Regions from separate parts of the Mus musculus genome. Here all the other regions are linked to region 3. A link is a loop called in an ENCODE intact Hi-C map of the cell type or tissue named here. Cell type or tissue: left cerebral cortex. All regions are shown on one strand.

Region 1 (8,000 bases), 81 kb after region 3:
TAAAGAATTACAAAATACAGTCTGGTTTCATCTAAACCATGTGTGTTAAGGGTGGATGTTGGGTGATAAATGTGATGTCAAAAGTGGTTCAGATTTTGATGTGAACTATGTGTAGCAGGATACTTGATTTTGTTTAGAATCAGGTGCAGAAGTAGGAAGACATGGCTTCCTCTTACATGTCTTAACATGTAAAGGCCTACAGAAATAATTTAAGAGTTTACAGCAAATACATATGGAGTGTGAGTGGGTAGGAAGAAGTGGTAGTAGCTCATTTTGTTTTGTTTTCCACTCCCCTTTTTTCTTTGAAGTAATAAAACCACAGGACAGGGAACCTAATGATGTCTAGGTAGTTAGTCCTTTCTGTAAGAATCTCTTAAGAAAAGAATCTCTTAAGAAAAGATTATAGCCCGTCTTTGTGATCAGCATCTCACATGCCTACAGATTTCTAAAGTCATTTGCTTATCCTGTACTAGAATTTCAGTTATTTTCAGTTCTGCTTAAGGAGTACTGTTAATCATTTGTGCCAGAGGATATCTTTTCCTGTTGTCAGCTGTTTCAGTATTGCTCTCAGACCTCCTTTTGACAGAGCTTTGTTGTCATGTTGCATCCAACTGATGCTTTGAAGCCGTAGAGTAGTTGCTGAGAAAGATGCAGAACTACATAGGCCGGGCCCACTATCACTTTGTGTTGTTTGTAATCAGCCTTCTCATTTGTTGTGGGACCACGTCACTGAGTCTCTCATGCAGTTGCCATCATTTCATCTTTGTGGCCATTCTTCACTTGGACACTCTCAGTTCTTTTCTGTACTTTTCCATTGATCTGAACTCTGTGACCAGAGTCTGACCTAAAAGTAAAATCTGGACGTTGGAATGGCTTGCCATGGTGACTTTTTTTCCTTTTACATTTATTAGGGATAATAACAGGATAGCTAGGAACAGATTTTTCCATCTTCAGAATGAAGTTCTTGGGTCATTTTGGCCATCAACAGTTCATCTCATGGGAGTCTGAAAGAAAGCATGGCATAGGCAGTGTATCTATCACTTATTCTTTTGCTCAGAAGTCAGTTATACCTTTAGCTGTAGTAAAGGATAACAGATAAAACCTAGATATATGCTTTGAACTAATTTAACTTAGTCCTTGTGGTATGAGGCTCTTGAGTTATATTTTGTATAATAAACCATTAAATGTATTCAAACCATTTTTATGAGTTCTGTGAATTGCCCTAACAAATTATTAAGTGTGAGGCAGTGTATTGCAGGACCTTGAATTTGTGGGCAGATGTGAGGGTAGCCTTGATGCCCTGTTTGTGGCTGGCCTTTAAAATGGGTCTTTTGGGCCCGAGCCCTTGACTTTTGAGTCTGTGCTAACTCTGGGTAATAAAGTATTGAGTTAAATGATTGGGTGCATCATTGGTGTCAGGATTGGTATTGGTAAACACACGTTGGACATCAGAGAAAGCATAATACAGTCTTTGTCCTATTACATTTAGTCTGTTTGAGTTTTCTTTTTCTATGTGTTTTGAAAGAGGCTCATGTAACACAAATTGGCCTCAAAATTGCCCCATAGCTAAGGATAACTTTACACTCCTGATCCTCTTGGCACTATCCCAAGTGTTGGGATTCTAGATATATCCACTCTGCGCGGCTGTGTGTTTTCTTACTCTTAGCTCCATTGACGTGTCATCTTCGCTCTGAGAGTGTTGTATGCTTGATTCCTAGTTGTGCTTTTCTCCTTTCTGCATGTCACCATACCCATAATCCAATCATATTGGTTACATGTCTCAGTGAGAGTTCATTCATATTTTAGTCTAGCTAGTAGTAGGTTTCCAGTGCAGGTGAGTTCTGATAATAGTCTGAAAACTTGAATCAAAGGTAACTCCTGCCTAATTTTACTTAAAGCACCTTTCCCTAATGTTAAAACTAAAATTAGAGTAATTATTTAATTAAACTGGAATGTTTTCTGAGAGTAAGTGGAATTGGGAGGAATTCTTAAATTGGGGCTATCCTGAACAAATAGATTACGGCTACTTGTATACACAGTTGTACATATATGTGTGTGTGTGTCATTCATGGTAAAGATTGGAAATTACACAAATCCATTAGTAGAGACTTGTTTAATTAAGATTGCCAATTGTTAATTGTCAGATTATAACACCACTGTTATGAAGGAGAAACTATGGCATAAAATCTATAGAGGGCTACAAATCTAGGGCAAGATTTACTATTTCATTAGTGAAATGAAATAAAAGCCATTGTATATAGTAGCCATGCCTACTATTAAAATTATTATTATTATTACTATTATTATTATTACTATTGACAATGATGATGTTTCGATGTCTATATGTGTGTATTTGTGTATGGCTATGTATACATGAGTGCAACTCTAACACTTGGAGGTTAGAGTTGTTAGATCTCCTGGAGCTGGAATTATAGGCAATTGTGCTAGGAACTGAACTCCAGTCTTTGAAAGAGCACTCTTAACTGAGCCATCTTTCTAGCCCCCATGGCTACTGTCAAAACTTCAGAAAATAAGAAATGTCAGCTTGGCCAGACGTGGTGGTGCATGCCTTTAATCCCAGCACTTGGGAGGCAGAGGCAGGTGGATTTCTAAGTTCGAGGCCAGCCTGGTCTACAAAGTGAGTTCCAGGACAGCCAGGGCTATACAGAGAAACCCTGTCTCGATAAATAAATAAATAAATAAATAAATAAGAAATAAAAAAGAAATGTCAGCTTGGGGGAAATTGAAGTCTGGTGCACTGTTGGTGGGAATGTTAGACAATGCCACCATTGTGGGAACAGTTTAGCAGCTCTTCAGTAAAGTGAGATCACTTTGTGAGCCAGCAGTTCCATTTCTGGGTGTGTTCAAAAGAACTGAAACCAAGGAATCAGGCGTTTGTACTTACAAGTCCCTTAACAGTGGTGCTCACAGTAGCCCCAAAGTGAAAGGAGCACAAGTGTCCAGAGGCAGATGGATAGATGAACACTTAGCAGGACAGTGGAATATTATTCAGTCACAAATATGAAAGTTTGATAAAAGCATCAGTGGACCTTGAAAACATTGTGCAGTGGGAACAAGTGAGTCACTAAAAGACAAATACTATATAATTTCCATTTATAGGTGGCATTTAGAGTAGCCAAATTTATACAAACAGTAAGTAAAATGAAGGTTTCCATGGGTAGGAAAAGATGAAAAGAAAAACTAAATTGTTTTCAGTCAGAGATTTTCAGCATTGCAAAATTGAAAAGAGTTGTAGAAATTGCTGTCCAGTAATGTGTATGTACCCACCACTACAAAACTGTACATGTAAAAATGGTTCAGATAGTTGGTTTTATGTTCCATGTTTTACTGGTTACTTTTAAAAGTGTGTGATGTAGAGTTTATGTATAGACCTAAGATAGTGTCTAACACAGTGTAAGGCATTGGAGACATGTGTCTTCAGACAGTATGGCAAATGGGCAAGACAGTTTGTAACTGTTTTGAGAGAACAAACCTGTGATTATACTACCTTGTTTCAAGATACACTATAAAGCTTCATAGTCAACAGGGTTTGGCATTGGCTTAGAGATAGACATGTGTTAATAGATCAGGGAACAGTGCAAATCAGTTTCCATGGTTTCCAGGAGTGATGTAGTTGGGGAGGAGACAGGATAGATAAATAGGAGTACAACTGAGTATCCATCTGAACAAGTAATCTCGATCTGCTTTTAAACTGTATGGAGAAATAGATTTAAAACCCATTATAGACTCAGTGTAAAAGCCAAAGTTATAACTTTAAAAATAAAACTATAAGCATTTTTATGACCTTCTAAAATTAGGTCAGGATTTTAAAAGTACAACATCTAAGACATGACAATGCTGTTTCTCTGGTGTATTTGAAAACTTTTGAAAATATTATATGCAGAATGGTGGTTGATCAGATAAGATGAAGCCTTATTCTGTTTTGTAAGTTTCTCTTGGTCCTGTAAGTATTTGGAGGCTAGTTGGGCCTTCTGTAGTTGGTCATCTACTTTTAGTGAGAAGGAGGGTATCAAAAGTAGGTGGACTCAGAACACTTGATCAGCAGCCCACTAAGAACTTAGAGCTGAGTTTTCTAAGGAACTTAACATCATCTGCCCAATACTCGATCTTCTGCAATCTGGAATTTTGTGTGTATCACTACTGTAGATGGTGGCAACTTAGACATTAAAAACATATGTGAAATACCTTGCAATATGAAACAAAGGACTCTGGTAGTTTACATATCAATCATAATGTGTTCATGTATATACACATGGATAGCAATCGCGTGCTTGCAGGGGACACTATTCAGAGATAGTATGAGCTCTCTCGTTCACATACACTATTTCCAAAGGCATCTACGTAGTGATATTTGTATACTATAATCTGGAGAAGTTCTCTGGTGATCTAGACATCCTGTACACTGTGTGAAACATGCTTCCTTCTTTGTTGGGGTTTTTACTGTTATTTAGAGATTCATGTGTGCCATTTTTAGTTATTGGGTATTACAGTTCATAGTTATTTGCTTATAATGTGAACTAATGTAAGGACTTAGAATGACTTACAAATGTGTTGGTTTAAGAAAAAGAAGTATTTGGTGGCCTCTAGTGGTGACACCTATGTGTCTGTGAAAAGTCAGTGATCTCAATATACAAGATTTTATAGGGAGGATCACTAAAGTGGCAGGAGAAACACATATGTACATTTATTGGAACAATTTTTTGTTTTCGAGAACTTAAAATTTATGAGTCAGTTATAAATTTATCAGTGATATGGATATATCAGTTACAATGATTATCAATTAATGATCATTACTTTTCATTCTTTTCAAGAAAAGACTTGAAATTTTCTTCCTTCCCTTCTCCTCCCCCTTACTTTCTTTCCATTCAATAAAATTTTGCTTTGTGTTCTAGACGGCCTTAGTTTGAAGTCTTCCTGCTTCAGCTTGCTCAGTGGTGGGATTGCAGATGTGTACCAGCCTGCTGGGTTTCATATTTCATCTTAATCAGGAAGTATTTCTCTGTATATTGTATTTCATGTTTAGTATTGCATTGCATTGCAATGTGCCAGTGATGGGGGTAACAGGGATACTTTCTGAGACCTTAGAAATAATGCAAGCTACAAAGAGGCATGTATCTTATATATTAATCATGAACATAAATAGGCCGTGGTAGAATTTATGCTCTTGGGTGGGTAATTGTGACTAGTTTAAAGGTAATCTAAGTTTGTTTAAGACTATCTATAATCTGGACCATATATGGGAACTGAGATATATCATGTCAAAAAGTGAGAAGTTGATATAAAGTCAATATTTGGAAAGCCAGGGAGAACATAGACACTTTTAGGACAGTTAAATGTGAAATTAATTTCTGTTTATTCTAAGTATTATCCATTGAAATCTAGAGAGATTTAATAGCTTGTCCCTGTGCCATATAGCTATTTGCTATTTGCTAAGATAATAAAACTGTGATCTTTTGACCTCATTAAAAGTAAAATATTTTCCGTGTGCCCAGCATACGCACATTGCTGAGGTTGGCCTATGTGTGTTGGACACTCACTAATACATGGAGCAAGCTGACTTTTAATTACTTTTGTTAAAAGCAAAACTAATCTTAAATTCTTTTTTTTTTTTGTTTTTTTTTTTTTTTTTTTGTTTTTTGTTTTTCGAGACATGGTTTCTCTGTGTAGCCTTGGCTGTCCTGGGACTCACTTTGTAGACCAGGCTGGCCTCTAACTCAGAAATCTGCCTGCCTCTGCCTTCCAAGTGCTGGGATTAAAGGCACAGGCCACCACTACCCGGCTCTAATCTTAAATTCTTCTTCTTATCAGGAAGGGTTAATTAAATAACATTAGAGAGACAATAGTAGGATCACTGGCTGCTTATTACTCTTCAGAGAATCCCAGTTTGGCTCCTAGTACCACATGGTGGCTCACAGCTACTGGAACTTTAGTTTCTGAGCATCTGACACCCTCTTCCAGATTCTGTGGGCACCAGATAGCTACATAATACATAGACATACATATAGATAGTACACCCATACACATCAAATAATAAATAATAATAAAAACAGTAGTAGGGAAGCATTTTATTATTAAACTTTGAAGACTAATGAGATATTTACAGAGTTGGTGGTTCCAAGTTATTTTTATTGTCTAAGATAGACCTCATTTACAAATGCTATCCATAGGGTTTGTGGACTGGGGAATTATGGCACCAGTAGGGCTCTAAATAAACAAGTTAGATTTTACAATTGAGATTATAACTGACTGAAAGACTTCCCTAAGGGGTAGTACAACCTTAGTATTTCCTTCAGTTTAGAGCTATGTACTTAGTTTAGAACCAGAAATAACCTGTCAAAAAATCTGAGTGGTTAAGCTATTCATTTTTTAATCAAGTGTGTTTTCCATTATTTGAATTTCACTGGACATTGATGGCTTTTCCACATATTTCTGAGCTCTGATAATCAAAATGAGTTGGAATTCTGGGTTCTTAAAGTCTTTATATGTTTTTTAATTAAACATTTTTAGATAATGTATTTTGATCATATTTCCCTTCCTCCCAGAGTCCATCCACTTTCCCTTTCACCTGAGAGAGAGAGAGAGAGAGAGAGAGAGAGAGAGAGAGAGAGAGAGATGAGAATCAAAACAAAAACCCAGTAAGACCCCCCCGAAAAAGTGAAGGTAGCAAAAAGCAACCTCCAAAAGGCCATTGAGTTTGTTTTGTGTTGGCCAACTACTCCTAGTCCTGGGGCTGCCCCTGGAGTGTGATTGATATGTTCAATGATACTCTATTGGTGAAAACTAATTTTCCCTTTGCCTGCAGGTACCAGGTGAAAATAGCTTCATGGTTAGTAGGAGTGGGACTTGTTTTGTTTCTTTTTTGGGGGAACTTGTTTCTTTTCTTTTCTTTTCTTTTCTTTTCTTTTCTTTTCTTTTCTTTTCTTTTCTTTTCTTTCTTTTTTTTTAATTGCATTATGATGAGAAATAATAGATATTTCAATTTATCTGAATTTGTTAACATTTAAAAACATATTTTGAGTAAATAGACTTACATCACATTCTTCTTTCCCTTTTGTACCCCAACTCCTCTCAGAGACCCCCTTCAATACCTGCCATACCTTTCGTTTATCATATTCTTTAAAATTTATAAAATATTATAACAATAAAAATGAGTATCATAAAAGTTGTTTGATATTAGACAATCAGTTGAACAGTTTTCTATAGATGCTTATCTATAGCAACACTGAAAATATATACGTTTTTCTCTATAAATTTTAAATAACTCCAAATGTATTAACTGTGATATTTTAAAATAATAATATACCATCAGTTTTTTTAGTGAATATAACTAGATAAAGTTTGTTTGTTTTGTTTTTAGTAGAGCTTAAAATCTTGGCTCTTACTGTGGTACAAACTCAAATTAAGAACAATTTTTGGACATTGGAGTTCATTGTAATAAGGCTGTACTTCAATGTCCCTTACATCAACAAAGAATTTTACCTCCATGGTAGCTAAGCTAAGAGTTGACAGTTCTGCCACACCAAGGAATGAATTGTAGGCACCATTTTTGGATACAGATTTTCTGCTATGGTCAAAGCTGTTTGACTTGAGTGATTATCTTCATTCTCAACCCGCAGGGAACAGGTTACATTTGTTTAAGAAATGGTGTGAGTATTGAGATGGTCTATCCATGAAGTCATTCATCAACTGTTTCAATGAAGAATGGTTCTGCTTGGAGGGTGGCACAGACGATAGGTGAGGGTAAGATTCTAATTCGTTGGCTGTGATGATTTTGAAAAGCACTCATCTCAGAGTAAGAGTAACTTATAAAGTCCTCTTTTTCAAAATTGATACAATAATTATAAATATCAAGCAAAGTATTCAGTTTCACTCTGTGCTGTTCTCTTACAAGCCACCTCCCAAATTAATTGCCTACGTTTCTTTTGGCTGTGTAAATAATTTTGAAATAAGCTCTTCTGAAAACCACAGTATAGTGTAAA
Region 2 (8,000 bases), 170 kb before region 3:
GAAATGTTGTCTGCCGTCAGGAAGGCAGACACTAGGTGAGTGATGGAGCCGGCCTCCCCACAGTGAGGCCGGAAGAGGAACGTGCTCAGGCCTCGTTCCCTGTCAAAGGGAGGCTCCAGGTCAGGATGCGCCCCTGGCTTACACTGCCCACATCCCTCTGGCATGGTCAGCACAGCTAAACCAGTGCACCCTAGAAGCATCCCCTCCTACAATTCGGAAGCCAAGGGCAGAGGAGACTAGACATAGAGAAGGGTCCTGGCCCTCCTCCATTCCCCACGCCCCCATTTCCTGGCTTTCCAAGACTGTGGCCTCCATCCACCATGAGAAAGCAGGTGGATGGAGGCCCCCTCTTTGCTTTAGAAATGGTCCAGGGGATGACGTGTGTTGAAAGACGCTGAGCAGGTCAGTGACAAAGCCAGAACCAGAAAGCCTGTCTCCCAGAGCTTAGCTCAGGATCACCTCCACCCTGCTCCCAGCCCCTTTTACTCAATCCCATTCTAACCTCCCACATCACAGCCTGGATTAGCTCAGTGCTAGCCAGCGAGAAGGCACACTCCATGGGAAGGTGTATGCAATATTAGACTCTCAGGGAAAGGAATGTAGCTGTGTCCTGTGTCCTATGTCCCAGGTTTCTGGCTCGTGCCAGTATGTGCTTTGTCTGGTTTGTGGAGCCTTTCCATGGGAGACCACCCTAAGACTTATGCAAATTGCATCTGTTTCACTCTGTCTCTCCTGTGTCCAGAGCCGAAGTTTTTCAAAGCACAAGTGCATGTGTACAGACTGCTGCCTAGCAGGAAAGAAGCGTGCGTATGGTCAGCGTGTCCCAGGTCTCTCCTGTCTCCCAGATATAATAGCCCACATGGTCTGCGGTGAGTATGTGCATATGAACATGTGTGTGCAGCTGTACAGCATCATTGCACTCATACTACCTATCTGTGTTGGCATGAGTCTTCTCAAGCATATGGCCACATGTGTGAGCAGTCATGTGATACATTTAAATACCACGTGGGTGTGCATGTTGGCAGAAGGAATACATGCATGTGCAACACAGGCTCATGCCGGGGCCTCACCCACCTGCGGAGGTTGTTCAGCACCATGATGTTGGCATACATGTAGTACAGGTAGTAACTATAGGGCGGGTTCTGCTCGCTGGTCCAGAGGTCTGGGCTGGGACTCTTGTCTGAGAACATGTGGTCACTGTGCTTGGATTCGTCATCCACACTGTCAAACCCAGTCACCTGTGTGGGAAGTAAGGATTCTGACACTGAGCCAGGGCAGGATAATCCGGGACTCAGTTCAGCTCCCCACAGGGTTTCGGAGCTCACACTCCTGTCGGGGACCCCGAGCCTCTGCATTGGCCCAGCAGGCCAGCCTGGAGAATGCCAGCCCCTGTGTATCAGGCTGGAGACAATGAGGAAACTGAGGCTGGGCCAGATGAGGCTGGATCTGAGCTGCCAGGTTTCCTGCTGCTGTGCCAAGGAGGCCAGTCCTGCAGGGAACAGCAGCCACTGCCAACGGCAGCAGTGCCATGCTGGGGTGGGGCTACTTGATATGCCTGGCATCTACTACCATCCATCAAGGTCCCCTGGCCTGACAATTCGCCAGCTAGTTAGTACTCAAGTGACACTGTGTACACCACCACTGGTGGTGGCTGAGGCCTCATTTTAATGTTGAGCAAACCAGGACCAAAGTGGTTTTGGAAGCCGTCCAAGTGGGATGACTAGACTCTGGGCCCAAAGAGGTCCAGAGCTGGATTCAGAGTTCTAGGTAGAGGGTTCCTTTGGTGTGTCAGGTATAGCCATGAGACACCAGCTGGGTGCCTCACAGTAGATCAAGGGGCCCTGGCCAGGTGTATCCATGGCCCCAGAGGCACCTCCGCTTCACTGGGAAGAAACCTAAGAAATCCTTTTGATCAGGCATTTCTAATCTCCAGACTAAAAGCTACTGATCCTTGCCCACAGCTGCCCTTCTAGGGACAGACACAACCTTCCCCTGCGTTACCAACAACCACTACCCTGAGAAGAAGCCTGCCTCCGTTCCTTTCATTATCCAGCTTCTTGGAGCTGGCAGCCTGTGCCTGGGTCCAGGAGCTGGGGAGGGGAGCAGAGTGGGAGGCCGGAGAACGTGAACCCTAAACTGGACCCATGTGGGGCAGATGTGCCCTCCCTTGCCACACCGGGCTCACTAGGGGCCCCACCCCGGCACTTACGTATTTAAGGAAGAGGTGAAGCTCCCGATGATCTTGGGGGTTGATGGTAGCTTTGAACAGGGGCAGGAAGATGTTCTCCAGCATCTTCCCAAAGTTTGGCAGTAGTTTCTTTGACCTAAATATATCACTGGGAAAACCAAAGGCTGGCTTGGTCGGAGGACTTGGTCTGCCAGGTGGAGCCTAGTCACTGTCCCAACAGAGCAAAGAGCCAGTGCCGTCAGTGTTTGCAAACTGATGGGCATCTTCCTGTGCCCATCGGGCCACTGCCTCAAGCCAGTGAAGTGGTGGGATTGGCTGGGTGAGAGCTCAACTCAGCCCCTCTGAACCCCATGCCCAGCCCAGCTGGAGATGAGAGTGTCGCTCTGCATGACGGCCAGGGAGGCCAGCCATGTAGGACACTACAGGTCATCTCATAGCCCAGGCTTACCCAAGTCTTCAATGAGAAGAGAGGGTAGTCCGCCCGCCATGTATACTTCAAAAGCAAAAGTGATGTGTGCTGAGAGCCAAGTCCCACCACCCCTGCCCCACCCTCAGGAGCATACCCAGGAGCCATGTAGGACAGGCTGTGGTCTCCCGAGAACCCAGGGCAGACGAGAGCATGATACTCACTAGATGCGGGGCACCTGGATGATCCAGCGCATGTTGGGTGAGTAGACCTTGTGCTGGATGAACCAGCGGGCCAGGCTAGACCACTCCTTGGGACTGCGACCATAGATGGAGAGCCGGGGTTCTGAGTATTGGTACTTGCTGTCCTCTAGCTCCCGGGCCACTTCCTGATACCAAGAATTGAGTCAGCCCCATAGCCTCCCGGACACATGGGAGACCCCATCCCTAGGTGGGCCCTGGGGTCCTTTAGCTACCTGCTCATAGGTAGAAAGGCTGATCTAAATTCCTGGCGTTGCCACATAAGCACCCACTCCCCTGCCGAGGCGTCTCCTAGGAGGGAGGCCAGGGTCTGACACCGGCAGGCTGTAAACAGGCCTGGCTGCAGAACCAGGCTGGGCAGCAGCCATGTCTCTACCTGAAGCCAGCCTGCAACCAGCCGAGTTCTGGCTGTAATAAACAGAGGTGGCGCCAGGATGCTAGGAGCTCTTCCCTTCTCGCCCCTTCCCTGCCATCGGCCCACAGGACACACTTGTCCATGCTCAAGAGCAGGAGACCAGCACTTGCCTGTGTTGGGTGGTAGACAGAAGGGCCTTCAGGGAGAGGAAGGGACAGAGGGTCACATGTGCCCCTACTTTTTGAATGCAGACAACGGCAGGTATCTGAAGAGGCTGAGGGCTCACTCACCTTGACCATGCGAGCAAAGTATTCTCCCCCGAGGTAGTTCTCAGTTTTCAGATACAGGTCCCGGAGCTCGCTGGCCCCCACGGGGTTGTACTTGGAGTTGAACTTGTCGAAGCGGTGAAATGTCTGGCGGCCCTGAGGAGGAGACCACCGGCTGGCTGCATCACAATTCCATGCGGCTACCTAATATGTTTCTCCTGGCCTTTCCAAGACAGCCACGCTGGAAAATGTAGTCACCCCCTCCTTTAGCTCCAGATCCCCCTCCCTCCCTTTCTTTCTTTTAGGCAGAGCCTCACTGTGTAGCGCAGGATATCTTCTAACTTGCAATCCTCCTGCCTCATCCTCTATAGTGATAGAATTACAGGCATGCGTCACCACAACTTTCTGCATGAAACCTTGGTCATTCTGTGTGCCAGGACCATGTCCCTCAGTCAGCCATAGGACTCTTTGGACAGGCACTCTGTGGTGGAGTGTCAAGGTCCTGGACGTGTGAGGAACATAAGTGACTTACAGACCACTGAACAAGCAAAAGTCTCAAGTTTAGGGTCGGGGAAGATGGCTCAGCAGCTCATCTGTTTACTGCTCACCCCGTGACCAGATTCAGATCCTCTGAAGCCCAAACCAATGCCAGGTGGGCATAGTGGCCCCACTTCTAATTCTGACCTCAGAAAGCAAAGAGAAGGGAGCCCCAAAGAAGCTGGCTAAGGCTAGGCTCTATTGATGAACTCTGAATTTGATTGAGAGACCCTTATGCTTCAATGAATATGGAGAAAGAGTAAACCAAGATGATTACTGGCATCAACTTCAGGCCTACACATATACATACATGTGCCACACAGGTGCAAAAACATACACACATACACCACAAAAAAATATAATCAGAAAAAAAAATTAAGTTTTTACTCTGTCTTTCTAAGTCTGAACAGTAATTACTGTGTGTGCATTTGTTACATTTGGGTTAGTTATTGTCTATGGTCTAATAATTGTGCTATTTTCTACCTTTTGAATACTGAAGATAACACTGCTATGGACAGCGGAGTGCAAGTGTCTACTGAAGTCTCCATTTTCAGTGCCTTCAAGGGCGTGAATAGAAGCTATGAAGTCTATGGAATTCTACAGCTAACATTTTAAAGGACCACTCTGCTGTCTCTATAGCAACTGCACCATCATTCAGCATCTTAACAACTTTGAAAATTAACAAGGTACATGATAGTCATCACTTTTTAAATACTTTTTTAAAAAATGTATGGATATTTTTACTTAATATGTGTCTGCTTGGCTGGATGGGTGCTGAGTGCATGCAGTTCCTGTAATGGCCAGAAGATGGCGCGGAGTCCCTAGGACTGTAGTAATAAGCGCTCATGAGTGCCTGACTGGTTTCTGAGAGCCCTGTCTTCTTGCAAGAGTAGAAAATGCTCTTTCCTCCATCTCTCCAGCCCTACAGTCATCATTTTATTGACAAGAAAATGAAAGTTTAAGCGATTCACCTAAGGGTACATGACTCCTAAGTGATTGAGGGGGATTAGAATTTGTAACCATCCGACTTCACGGTCTTCCTTTGACTCATTTGTTCCCAGCCTCACTATTCAATACCACCGGATTCCTTCCACGGCTCTACTACAAGCAAAGTAAGATGATTTCCCCAGCCACCAACTGTCCAAGCACAGGCATGCTGGCTTCTGTGGACAGAGCACTCCTGATAGAAGTACCCAGGGCAGAGCTAGCTTACTGCATGAACATCCAGCGAGTCCACCGTGAGGTCGTAGGGGTCCATGTGCAGGCTGTCAAACACCTGCCGCAGGGTGATCTTCCGACCTAGCTTCTCCGCCACAGTTCTGTCGGGCTCTGTCTGGTACGTGTGCTTGATGAAACGCAGCAGGTGCTTCTGATTCATGCAGGCCGCTGCATGAATGTGTGTGTCTACCTGGAACACATCACCCACTGGTCAATGAGCCAGTCCCCTCCCCTAGTGACCGAAGAGCCTCAACCCTCCAGGCGGAACACAGAGTCTCAGCACCACACTGGCTGTGGACAGAATGCCAACCATCCCCCTTCCTATTTTTTCTCCAGGCCTCGGAGCTAGTCTTTGCTCCTGCAGGCCTGCCCCCAGCCTATATCTAAACAGCATCAAGATATTTTTGTTTTGATTTCTTGTTTACCCACTTGACAAGTTCTCTCTTGCATACACAGTCCCAGCACTTGAACCTGGAATTAAGGCTGCATGCAATCATAATCTCTCCTCTTCCAGCTGCCCCCGTCACATGTGGGGAGCCATGTTTGGCTCCTCAGACACCAAGCTGCTCTGTGGTATCACATTGCCCATGCCTTTCTCAGCCCACAGGTTTCCTTCCTTCCTGCCAAGCTCATCCACTCGAGAGCCAACCCTGATCCCCTGGGCACAGCTAATCCATTCTCTCTCTTGCCCAGCCTGGGCACCTGGGATAGTCATCCACATTGGTGGGCACATCCTCCTGACCTCTCTTACATGTTTCTATCTGCCTGGGACCTCCTCAAGGGCAGGGACCAGGTCCACTGCATCCACGTCACACCTGCCCCAAGAATTGGTCCAAGGTATCGGTGAGTCAATGGTGAGTGAATGAATGAATGAATGAACGAACGAATGAAGAGAGAACCGGTGCCATCTGTTCCAATGGGTTCATATAACCATTGAGATCCAACCCTTCCCACTGACTTCTCTGGGAATTCCCAAAGCAATACCCCTAAAAGGGCACCCACCACACCTTTCTCAGTCAACTCTACCTCACCTGAGCCCAGGAATTTCAAGCCCCATTCTGAAACAAATATCCTGACTGGAAGCCAACATGTGGACTCAGACCGCAGAGAAAATTCTGACTCACAGACAGGAGTCAGGAGCGTGGGTCCCCTGCACTTGATGGAAACACAGATTCCCCAAAGGAGGCACCAGCCTGGAGCCCAGTGGGACCTTGGCTTCCTTGTTGAATGTTTCAGGTCTTCTGTGTCCTGCTAAACTCCTGTAACATAGAGCTGTCTCTTCACCTCTGACCTCTCTTGTGACAGCTCATCCTCACCCCTGACCTATGCCACCTGTGTCTTTAAAGATTATTTTTTTTCATGTGTATGTGAATACATGCATATACACCAGGGAGTGGAAGTGGGGAGGGGGGGCTTGAGGGAGAGAGGAGTCGAGAGAGAGAGAGAGAGAGAGAGAGAGAGAGAGAGAGAGAGAGAGAGAGAGAGAAGAGAAGAGAAGAGAAGAGGAGGGGAGGGGAGGGGAGGGGAGGGGAGGGGAGAGAGAGAGAAGAGAAGAGGAGGGGAGGGGAGGGGAGAGAGAGAGGAGGGGAAGGGAGGGGAGGGGAGGGGAGGAGAGAGAGAGAGGAGGGGAAGGGAAGGGAGGGGAGGGGAGGAGAGAGAGAGATGAGATGAGGGGAGGGGAGGGGAGGGGAGGGAGAGAGAGAGAGAGAGAGAGAGAGAGGAGGGGAGGAGAGAGAGAGAGAGAGAGAGAGAGAGAACAAAGAGGCAAGGGGTGGGGGTGGGGCTGAAAAGGGCATCAATCCCCTGGAAATGAAATTGTGTGCAGTTGTAAACTGCTTGCCGTGAATGCTGGGAACTGAATTCCAGTTCTCTGCGAGAACACCAAGAGCTGAGCCGCCTGTGCCTTTAATTTTTCTCTTTAAACAACTCCCAATTGCGGACCATGAGCTGAAAGTCCCAGAACTAAGTAATTACCTAACGGACGTCTCTATTCGAGGAACTCACAGACAGTTCAAATTTAATATACCTCCAGAATGCACTCTCCGTCTCAGACCACAGTGCAAACCTGACCATCTCCTGGTCCTCAGTGTCTTGAGAAATGACCGATCCTGACCTCAGAAGTTCATTGTGAAAAAGTGGGCGGCCTTCCTACCCTCGTCTCAGTACCAGCTAATCACATCAGTTCTACCTCCCAAACGTGTGTCCCACCCCCACTGCCACCAAAAAACTCACTCCTGAGTCCAGAGCGACCTCTTTCCTGGCCTCGTGGCTTCTTCCCTTGTCCTCAGTCAGCCACACCATCCCCGTGCACATGCAAGCTAGAGTGGGCTGTTTGGGTTTTTTTAGAGTACAATCACTCCTCACGTTGCCTGTCCTATCTCCCTCACCCCTCCATTTTCTCTTCTTTTTTTACTGTTTCACTTACAGGCTGTCACCTGGCTAACGGGTGCCCTAGAGACACAGTGAGCATGCTGGCTCACCTCTCATGATCCCAAGAAGACAAGAGAGGTCACAATTCAGGGTGCTACCTACCAGACTCCAGCCTGCACGCTAGAACTGCAGCAGACTGGGCTCTCTGGCAAGGCTTGGGGGAGGAGACACTGACCTCAAGCCGGGGAATGCTGTCCACAGCTGGTTGGTCATCTGTTAAGACATGCCAAGCCAGACATTTGATCTATTGGACTTGTGTGTCCATTATCCCAGCCAGCCTATGGTGTTGGGGACAGTGCTCACTCATCAGGGACCTTCCTGCCATCAGTTCTTGACCCTC
Region 3 (8,000 bases):
AAACTTAAAAACTTAGTTTTGTTAAAGAGAGGAAAATCAAAATGTCATAGAATTTCTTATGCGTGTTGAGTGATAAAACCGGGAAACAACAAAAATGGAACACATTAGATCCATATGCTAAACATGTAGGTGTAAAATAGAACACAATAGATCCATATGTTGAACATGTAGGTGCAACATGGTGCATTTTACAATCCCACTTGCACATGTATGTATATCAAACATTTTAAGGAAAGCTGTTGTGTAGGGGTTCACACCTGAAGTCCAGTGCTCAGGAGGTGGAGGCAGGAGGATCAGGAGTTCAAGACCAGTCTTGGCTACATAGCAAGTTGGCGTTCAAAAATAAAAGAGGGCTGCCATCAAGGGTTCAAGAAAGAGTATGAAAATTAATATATGTTATACATAATGTAATATATGCTATATATAATAACATATATATTTGTTACAAGAGAGAAGCGTTACAAAGACTGGTAGTGACAACTTGCCTTAAACTGACAAATGTGTTTAATTCAGCTCTCCCCACCTAGGAGTTGCATTTGTAAAAGAATGTGTCTGTGTATTAGATATATATGTCTATGTGTCTATAATATAGGTGTCTCTGATGTATTAAAGTGTCTAAAAAAGTATAGACTAAAATACTAATGATAGTTATGGCTGGGGATGAAGATAAAGGGGAGCCTTTGCAATGCCAAATAACTACTACATAATAAGTCAAATACTTCTGCTGTTAGACAAACGTATAACAGTCTACTAAAACTCAGCTGCCTGTGTGGCCAGTCATTTTATTGTTTTTCCAAAATGTTCCAAAATAGCTCTGGAACAAGACCAGTGGGACCACCAGATATCTATCTAGCCTCACCCTTCTTCCCATGCAAATCAAGACGAACCCTCCAATCCAGCTTTGGCAAAACCTTCCCTGGAACTCAGGATAACAGGGCCTCCTGCTCCTCCACTGGGGAAAGGAGGGTGGCTCCCTGAGAGTCAAACTCAGAACCTCCTTTCAAAAGCTGCCGTGGATAGCAGATGCCAAAACAAAAGGTCCCACCTCGAGGGTGGAAATGCTATTTGCGGCTTTGTAGACACAGGTGTTCTTCCAGGCGACTGGAGAACTACAGTGCAGGACTGTGCACAGCCAGGAATAGCTTCTCAGAAGGCCCTTCTCTCAGAAGCCAGCTCCGGAGGCCTCAGTGTATGTTCTAACTATAGTTGGCAATGCAAACCAAAGAGGCCAGTAGCCTAGCTCAGGATGAGGAAAGCCATTCCTGATTTATGATCCTTGCTTCCAAGGAAGACCAGGAATTCACAACTCACTTTGTTTCTTTCCTTTGTGCTTATTGAGCTCAGCGCTAGAGCAGTTCCCCTTCCCCATCCTACTAGCTCCCATGGAAAGCTCTCAGAATCACCGTGGGGCGCAAATCACCTACTGACGCCATCCTCAGAGTTAGAAGACATGTGGAGACATCTGGCCTGAGAATCTAAAGGTTAAAATTATCTCATTTTACTCCCTATGTCTTCATAGCATCAAAATAGCCTGTAGCACTTGGGTGCATAGCCACGTTCCACCACTCGCTGTGTGACCTTGCCTGAGTTACTTCACCTCTCTGAAGTTCAGCTTCCTTATCTACTAAGAGAGATAATAACACCTCCTTCAGAAAGCTACTGTAAGAACTTGGTGAGATAAGGTATAGAAAGTGGCTAGAAGAATAGTTGACACCAAGCAAGAACTAAAAAAAGAACTGGTTTCTGGCCCACCCCATCTCTCCTTTCCACCCTTAGCTGTTCAGACAACCTGCTGGTGCTGAACTTTCTAGAAATCGTCTGGTACCCTTGGTTGATTACAAATGGGTGATACCATTCCCACAGCCAGCAACAGTAGCTACAGATTAAAAAAAAAAAAAAAAAAAAGAACTGTGACTATTTCTTAGCTGTGGACAGGTTCAAATCAGCTCACAAAATGACTCAACACCGTTGATAAATGATGTGTTCTTGGCATCAGGAGGCCCTATCCCAATAACCTTCAGCACCTTATGAAGAAAAAAAAAAATCCCGAAGGCCAGTTGAACAGCCTCCAGAGAAGGGCCCGAGGCTTTGTGGTGACCTTTAGTTAATCCCAAGTGCTCCAGCAGGCTGGTCATAAGAGGGTCTCTGTCTGCTCAGAAATGTCTCAAGTCACAGGTTTAGCAATAGGAACGACTCCAGCAGAGCAGCTGTCTGGTTCCTCTCCGGGCTGAACCACCACAGTTCTACTTGCCTTGAATTCCCTGAGGTCATAAGACTCCCTCAGACGAAGGCTAGATGCCTGTTCCCAGCTGCCCCTAAGCCGGTGCCCAACCTGTCTTTGGCGGCTTTGTCTGGTAGGTTGAAGTTCTGCCAGAGTAAGGTTTTGGCTGAAGGGCTCTGTGGCTACGGGACAAACCTTGGCTTAAAGAAAGAACTCGAGTGAGTGGCTTTGAGCCTCTGTCGGTGAGGCCAAGGTGGTCTCTGCTCTTCGCAGTTTCCGCAACCCCTTCAGACCCCCCCCCCCCCAACCCACTGGCACAGCAGTTGCAGGATTGAAACTTCTGATCGTTTCCTCTTTCATGCGTGCCCTGTGCCTCTTCAGTGCCTGGCAAAGTTCCATGCGAATACTTAGCAAGAAGTCCTTGTGGCCAGGATGGTCTGTGCTGCATTTATGATCTACTGGGGCTGGGTGCTCCAGGAAATTGTTAAGATCAAATAGGACACGGAACTGGATGGGACTGATGCTTCCTACAGCCAGAGGCGAGTCTATGTGCTATAGGCTGCTTTCTTCTGAAGCAGGAGCTGCTTCTATCAGGTTGTGTGTAGACTCAGACAAAGGACCAGCGCATTTCATTGTGTATATAGGCTTCTGTAAGGAAGAAAACATCTAGTCCCACGGTCCGGGTTCTGAAATGCCCTTCCCAAACCAAACTGCTTCCAGAAACCCTGAACTAGCTGGAGGTACAGGCAATTCAGCATCTCCAAACGGCTAGCAAAACTTTCAGGAAAGCACAATAATTGGTCTTCAGGGATTGGCTGAGTGAGCCAATTGGCCAGGCCTCCTAGCTAGACAGGTACATGGCGTCACCTTAGCCTCCTAATCTTATAGTCCCTGTGCCCTGGGCCTTCAAGCTTAGAGGCTAGCATTCCTCACTGGATACAGAGGTGACTGAAAGCACGGAGGAAGGAAAGAGGGAGAGAAGGCTAGATAGAAGTGAAGGCAGCATGAAAAAAGGCTTGGGAAAGAGGAAGGAAGAGGAGAACTGGAAGGGGAGACGAACAATGAAGGTCTCAGGCCCTCGGAGGCGCACGGTTCCGGCTGCACGTCCATCCGCCCGCCTCCGGCCAGCAGCTGCTCGCCGCGCAGCGTGTGGGCGCTGAGTCACTGCCCCTGCACAGCAAGCCCGCGTGCAGGTCGGGGAAGGGGGGAGAAGACGAAGGGAGGGGAGCCCAGTTGGCATCTGCAAACTGCTTTTTCCCCCCCTTTCTTTCCTCTTTCATTAAGACTATGTGCTGACTCCCACGTAGAAGAACTTATTAAACCGCACGTACTACTCTACCGCTCTTTGGGGGAGCACGCATGGTGGCCAGCAGGGGGCGCTACAGCCCCGCTTATGGACGTCAGGGCCCAGTGAAGACTTGGGCTGCTAGCTGAGGGTTTCCCAGAGCTGCTGTGCGAACGTTTTGCGGGTCCCCCACCCCCGGTAGCTTTTAACACCCACAGTTGGAGCATAAACTCTACTTAGAAAGCCTTGGATATCAGTTTAAGTCTCCAAAGAGCGCCTTAGCTCAGGTCCAGTGAGCAACCCTATAAAATTGGGAGTATATTGCGCAACTTAAGGAGCCCAGGCTCGCCTATTAGGGCTCACCCTACCCTACCCGGTCTGGTTGCCATGCAAGGAGGTGAACTCGGGTATCTCAGAGAACTCTTGACTCCCTCCCAGGACACGCGCTTTGTGCATCCACATGGACACCAGAGCTCACAACAGGTAAGCCTTGCTTAGAGAGGTTGCTTTGCACCCACAATGCAGTTCAATCTTCCCAAAACAAGAAGCAGAATCTCAGCACTTCCAGGCCGACCCAAACCCAGACCACCATCCTTCCCCAAATGCATGAACCGAGAATGAATCAGCATTGAGACAGTTTATTGGTTTGCTTTTTCCCAGATCACATATTTTATGTAAATAGATTATAGGAAACACAATGTTTTTTCTTCATCCACAGGCGATAATCAGGCGCTCTCCACCTTACACACACACACACACACACACACACACACACACACACACGGAACCAAACAACCTTACACCTTGCTGAGACATTCACGTCTTAAAATAGGGGAAGGTGACAATATAATCACTTTAAAATGCCCTTAATACAATATATAACGTACAAAAATATCTCTATATATTTGAAGTTACAAAAAAAAAAACCTTGACAGCAACAAACTTAAATACTATAGTTACCTTTGGCTGGACAACAAGCATTGCACGTTCCTCGCTAGGTTTTGGAAAGTTCAAGTAGTAATGAGGCTTATGCCCCGTGAGAAACCAGTTTATGAGCGGGCAAGGCAGTGGCTCAGACCCCTGCCCGGAGAGTATCAGCCTGTAAGTCTCGGTTTCTGGCATGAGCCTGGCTTGGTCTTGGGTTCCTCTGCCTCCCCTAGGGGCAGCCAGGCAGATCTCTGCAGGATTGTCTCAGTCCGCCCCGGTGCGAAGTTCTCTGATTCCGCAGGCGCCAACGGGATACTCGCCCGACTGTTCAATGCTGTCACCCGCACCTATATCCTAAAGAGTCTGGAGATGTGCGCCCAGGGGCCTGGGGCTGTGTGTGTCTGCTCCTGGGAGGACTCCACAGTCCGGGACCGGAGGACCTCCAGCAGGGAACGCCGGCGCCGGCGGCCATAGCCTTGAGGGCTGATCTTGTTTCTGGGAGCCATGCCGTCCTTGTCTTTGTCTGTTAGCTGGTAGATCTGGTGGGCCAATTTCTGAAATGTGCAGGTCCCGAAGCGGCATCCATTGCTGCGGGAACCCTGGTTCATGCTCTGGCGGTAGCGTTTGACACGAATGTGGGCTTCGCTCTGATTGCTGTGAAGAAGGAAGGACACCTCATCAACCGGGGCTTTGGTCCCAACCACCTGGGACCGGAGCCATGCAGTACCCGAGGGACCTGGAACCCGTTCCCTCCGCCGGAGCCTCAGCTGCAGTGCAGCCAGGACAATCCCCAGGGTCAGAGTAGTGGAGAGGGCACATCCTCTGCAGAGAGCATAGTTACCTGGCTTGTAGGGGGCCAGTTGTGTTCTGCTCGTCCAGGAATGGATCAAGAGTCTGGGTAGGAACTGTCGTCTCATCAGCGAGTCCCGTAGGGTAGCTGCTGGATGCTTGTAGTTCCCTCTTCCCACGACTTAGCGCCCACTTATTCCACCTAGAAAACACAAGCAGATGCGTTTGGCCTAAGTTCAAGTGATGTCCCAGCCAGCTCCACTCCCTTTGTAACACCTCCAGACCATCTCTCAGTTTTCTCTCATTGCCAGGTATTCAAAGTGAAGAAAGAAAGCACGGCCCAAACTCACTTCTTTCGGAACTGCGAAGGAGTATCTGGCCCTGCAGTGTCCGCGCCTAGGAAAGCGAGTGAACCCAATAACATCAGGGTGATGGAAACCAGCTTCATTCTGTGGCGATGCTCTGATACCCTGGAAAGGAACAAGACACCGAGTGTGAGCAACCGGGCCAGCAGCACGATCCCGTCAGCACGCGAAGGGTGGCGGCAGGACGGGGAGCCGCTTGGCAGCGCTCTTCCTGGCTCAGCTGCTTATCTCCCCCACTGGCGCAGAGAAACACCGGAGATTTTTGCGCTGGCCGGGTGGGTGACAAGCAAGGCAAAGGAAGCCATTGAGAAGTGCCAGGCTTCCAGAGGTTTCCAACTAAAGTCCCAGGATCTCAGCCCAAGGAGGAGGGGGGATCTCAAGAGAGCTCCAGCTGTGCGCATGAGCTAGACCTGGGCAATGAGGTGTTCTCTACATTGGATACCCTAAAGTGGGTTGTTCCCCCTTGTCCAGCTCTGCAAGTTTTGGGGCTTTGGCAAAGCCGTCCCCCTCCCTAACATGCTGGAGGCCAGCGGTTCCTACCTGATAAAGGGGTGCGTTGTCAAGCACTTGAAGCAGAAAGAAGTCCTTCTGACAGTAGCAAAACCCCAAAGTCCAAGATTGACTGCGATGAGAAGCCGAGAAACCAGGAGCGGGAGCGGTAACGCTGGAGTTGCTCTGTCTAGTGTCACCAAGAAACCACTGACTAGTGAGCACCAGCTCCAGCGTCTTATAAGCGCTCAGGGGCGGACGGTGGGCGTGGTCAGATTTGCCCTGGAGTCCTCCCTCTCCAGCGTGCTTGCTTCTAAAACCAGACCTGCCCTGCAGCTTGCCTGTGGGTATGGGGGGTAGGGGTAAGAGGTCCCCTGTGGCTAGACATCTCAGAGATCCGCTCTGAGAGATTAGACTGGAGCAGGACTTCCCTTGCCCTAATTTCCCAGCATAGAGTTCAAACAGTGAGAAGGGAAGGGGAACCAGAACAACTCGGGTGGGGTGAATCCTTTGCCCATAATGTGTACAACCCAGAGTGCTGATCTGAGCTTCCTGGACAGTGCTGCAAGAACCGGGAGACGGGTGGGACACATGGATAACCAAAACCCCGGACTTGGGGAGCTGTGACCTCAAATGGACCGCGCCCCCTGCCGGCTTAGCACCTGACTGAGCCTCGACCCCCATCTGTGCCCGCAGGGTACACCTGGAAGGGAGAGGCTCAGTCTCCAGTGACTGGGACTGAGGGGTTTCTCGATAGACTAGCCAGTACGGATTTCGTAATAAGGGCAGAACTGGGAACAGCTGAATTGGAAATTGGGGTTTGGAGAGGGTAGTTATCTGAAAATTCAGAACTCACATTCCTATTTGGAAATACAGGAATAGCCAAAATTAGGAAGAGAGATAGTTTTGTTTTCTTCCTTGTGATACTATTATCCCTTATAAGGCTATGACCTGCGAGTTGACCTGACTGCCTTCATTCATCCATCATAAACGTGAGGATTGACTGACTGGGAGCACACTAATGCCTCACATATGTTAATCACTTTACAGTTGACAAATCCCAGCCAGATCCCAATCGCTTTTGATCTCTACACTCCCGAGCTGGTGTTCTCTTGAATTAAAGTGAAGTGCCGAAAGGGTAAGTCTATTGCCCAGTCACACTAAAGGTGGGAAGCTGTAGAGTCTGGACTCAAAAGACTGGGGCACAGCGGCTCGGTTTTCTGGCTGGGGTCACCATTCTCATCAGGTGGGGGGAGAATGCCGGCCCCCGCCTAGCCCAGAGATATGTGCTAATTCACGATGAATCAGTTCGAACACGTTTGCCACGGGCTGGTGCTCTTCACAGATCCGTGAGTTCACTTTCTTCCCTTCTAGGGCCAAACTGGGCGACAGGCGTAGCTCCGCATGCAGGTCTCCCGGAAGGTCCCGAAGCTAAAGACATGACCTACGACAGCTCCTAGCCCCCAGCCCTGGTGATGTGGACACAGACAACTCATGTCCTCTTCCTGGCGACCCCGGCAGATCTCCCAGTGTCCTACCTTATCTGCCTCTAAGTGTTAGACCAAGAGCAAAACCGACTAGGCATTCCTGTCCCGCGGACCTTGCTCACAGCGCAGACTATGCTAAGCACTGCTGGTTCAGCCCGTTTGTCACCCTCCAGACAACCATGGACATTGCACCTGGGGGAGAAATGGCCGCGCCGAGATTACTTATCCTCCTAAAACTGCAAAACGGAGTTCCCCCTTGGGCAGGGGACAGATTCCCAGGTTCTGCTTCTGGTAGGGGCTTGGGACACGGATGTTGAAAGGGCTGCAGCTAGGCGAACTGGCCCGCCTTAGGGCCTTCTGGGCCGTGGGACAGTCACCGCAGCAGCCCTGGCCAGTGGCTAGCCTGTCTGCACCAAGCAGCACATGTAGCACAGAAC

What was found. Peaks named below come from ENCODE experiments on the same cell type or tissue, not always from the same donor. Only the 100,000 strongest peaks of a DNase experiment are listed, where the experiment ranks them.
Region 1: a loop joins it to region 3, with 8 times the contacts of the local background. A loop is called at or near these places in 20 of 42 quality-filtered maps.
Region 2: a loop joins it to region 3, with 2.3 times the contacts of the local background. A loop is called at or near these places in 9 of 42 quality-filtered maps.

The regions. Positions count from the first base shown.
Region 1 is chr7:110,545,076-110,553,075 of GRCm38, reverse strand. All of the region lies in intron 2 of Sbf2 (SET binding factor 2), which reads left to right. Among named protein-coding and RNA genes, the nearest start is that of Gm46027, 57 kb to the left of the region's middle. In left cerebral cortex, a CTCF peak has its summit at 4,615 (motif pointing left); a DNase peak (open chromatin) is centred at 4,600.
Region 2 is chr7:110,798,063-110,806,062 of GRCm38, reverse strand. It overlaps Ampd3 (adenosine monophosphate deaminase 3), which reads right to left. Exons shown (of 15, transcript NM_001276301.1): 7 at 5,226-5,420; 8 at 3,500-3,631; 9 at 2,819-2,982; 10 at 2,210-2,336; 11 at 1,075-1,238; 12 at 1-99. It also overlaps a transcript of Rnf141 not described here. Among named protein-coding and RNA genes, the nearest start is that of Gm39069, 21 kb to the right of the region's middle. In left cerebral cortex, a CTCF peak has its summit at 4,808 (motif pointing right); DNase peaks (open chromatin) are centred at 1,589 and 4,828.
Region 3 is chr7:110,625,949-110,633,948 of GRCm38, reverse strand. It overlaps Adm (adrenomedullin), which reads right to left and starts at 6,292. Exons shown (of 4, transcript NM_009627.2): 1 at 6,128-6,292; 2 at 5,573-5,692; 3 at 5,275-5,424; 4 at 4,129-5,087. The coding sequence starts at 5,670. The coding sequence ends at 4,781. It overlaps Gm28863 (a long non-coding RNA gene), which reads left to right and starts at 3,043. Exons shown (of 3, transcript XR_003946665.1): 1 at 3,043-3,989; 2 at 5,534-7,214; 3 at 7,451-8,000. In left cerebral cortex, CTCF peaks have their summits at 3,585 (motif pointing right), 4,662, 5,744, 6,725 (motif pointing left) and 1 weaker place; DNase peaks (open chromatin) are centred at 5,457, 5,731, 6,317, 7,435 and 2 more places; H3K4me3 peaks cover 3,421 bases; H3K27ac peaks cover 298 bases.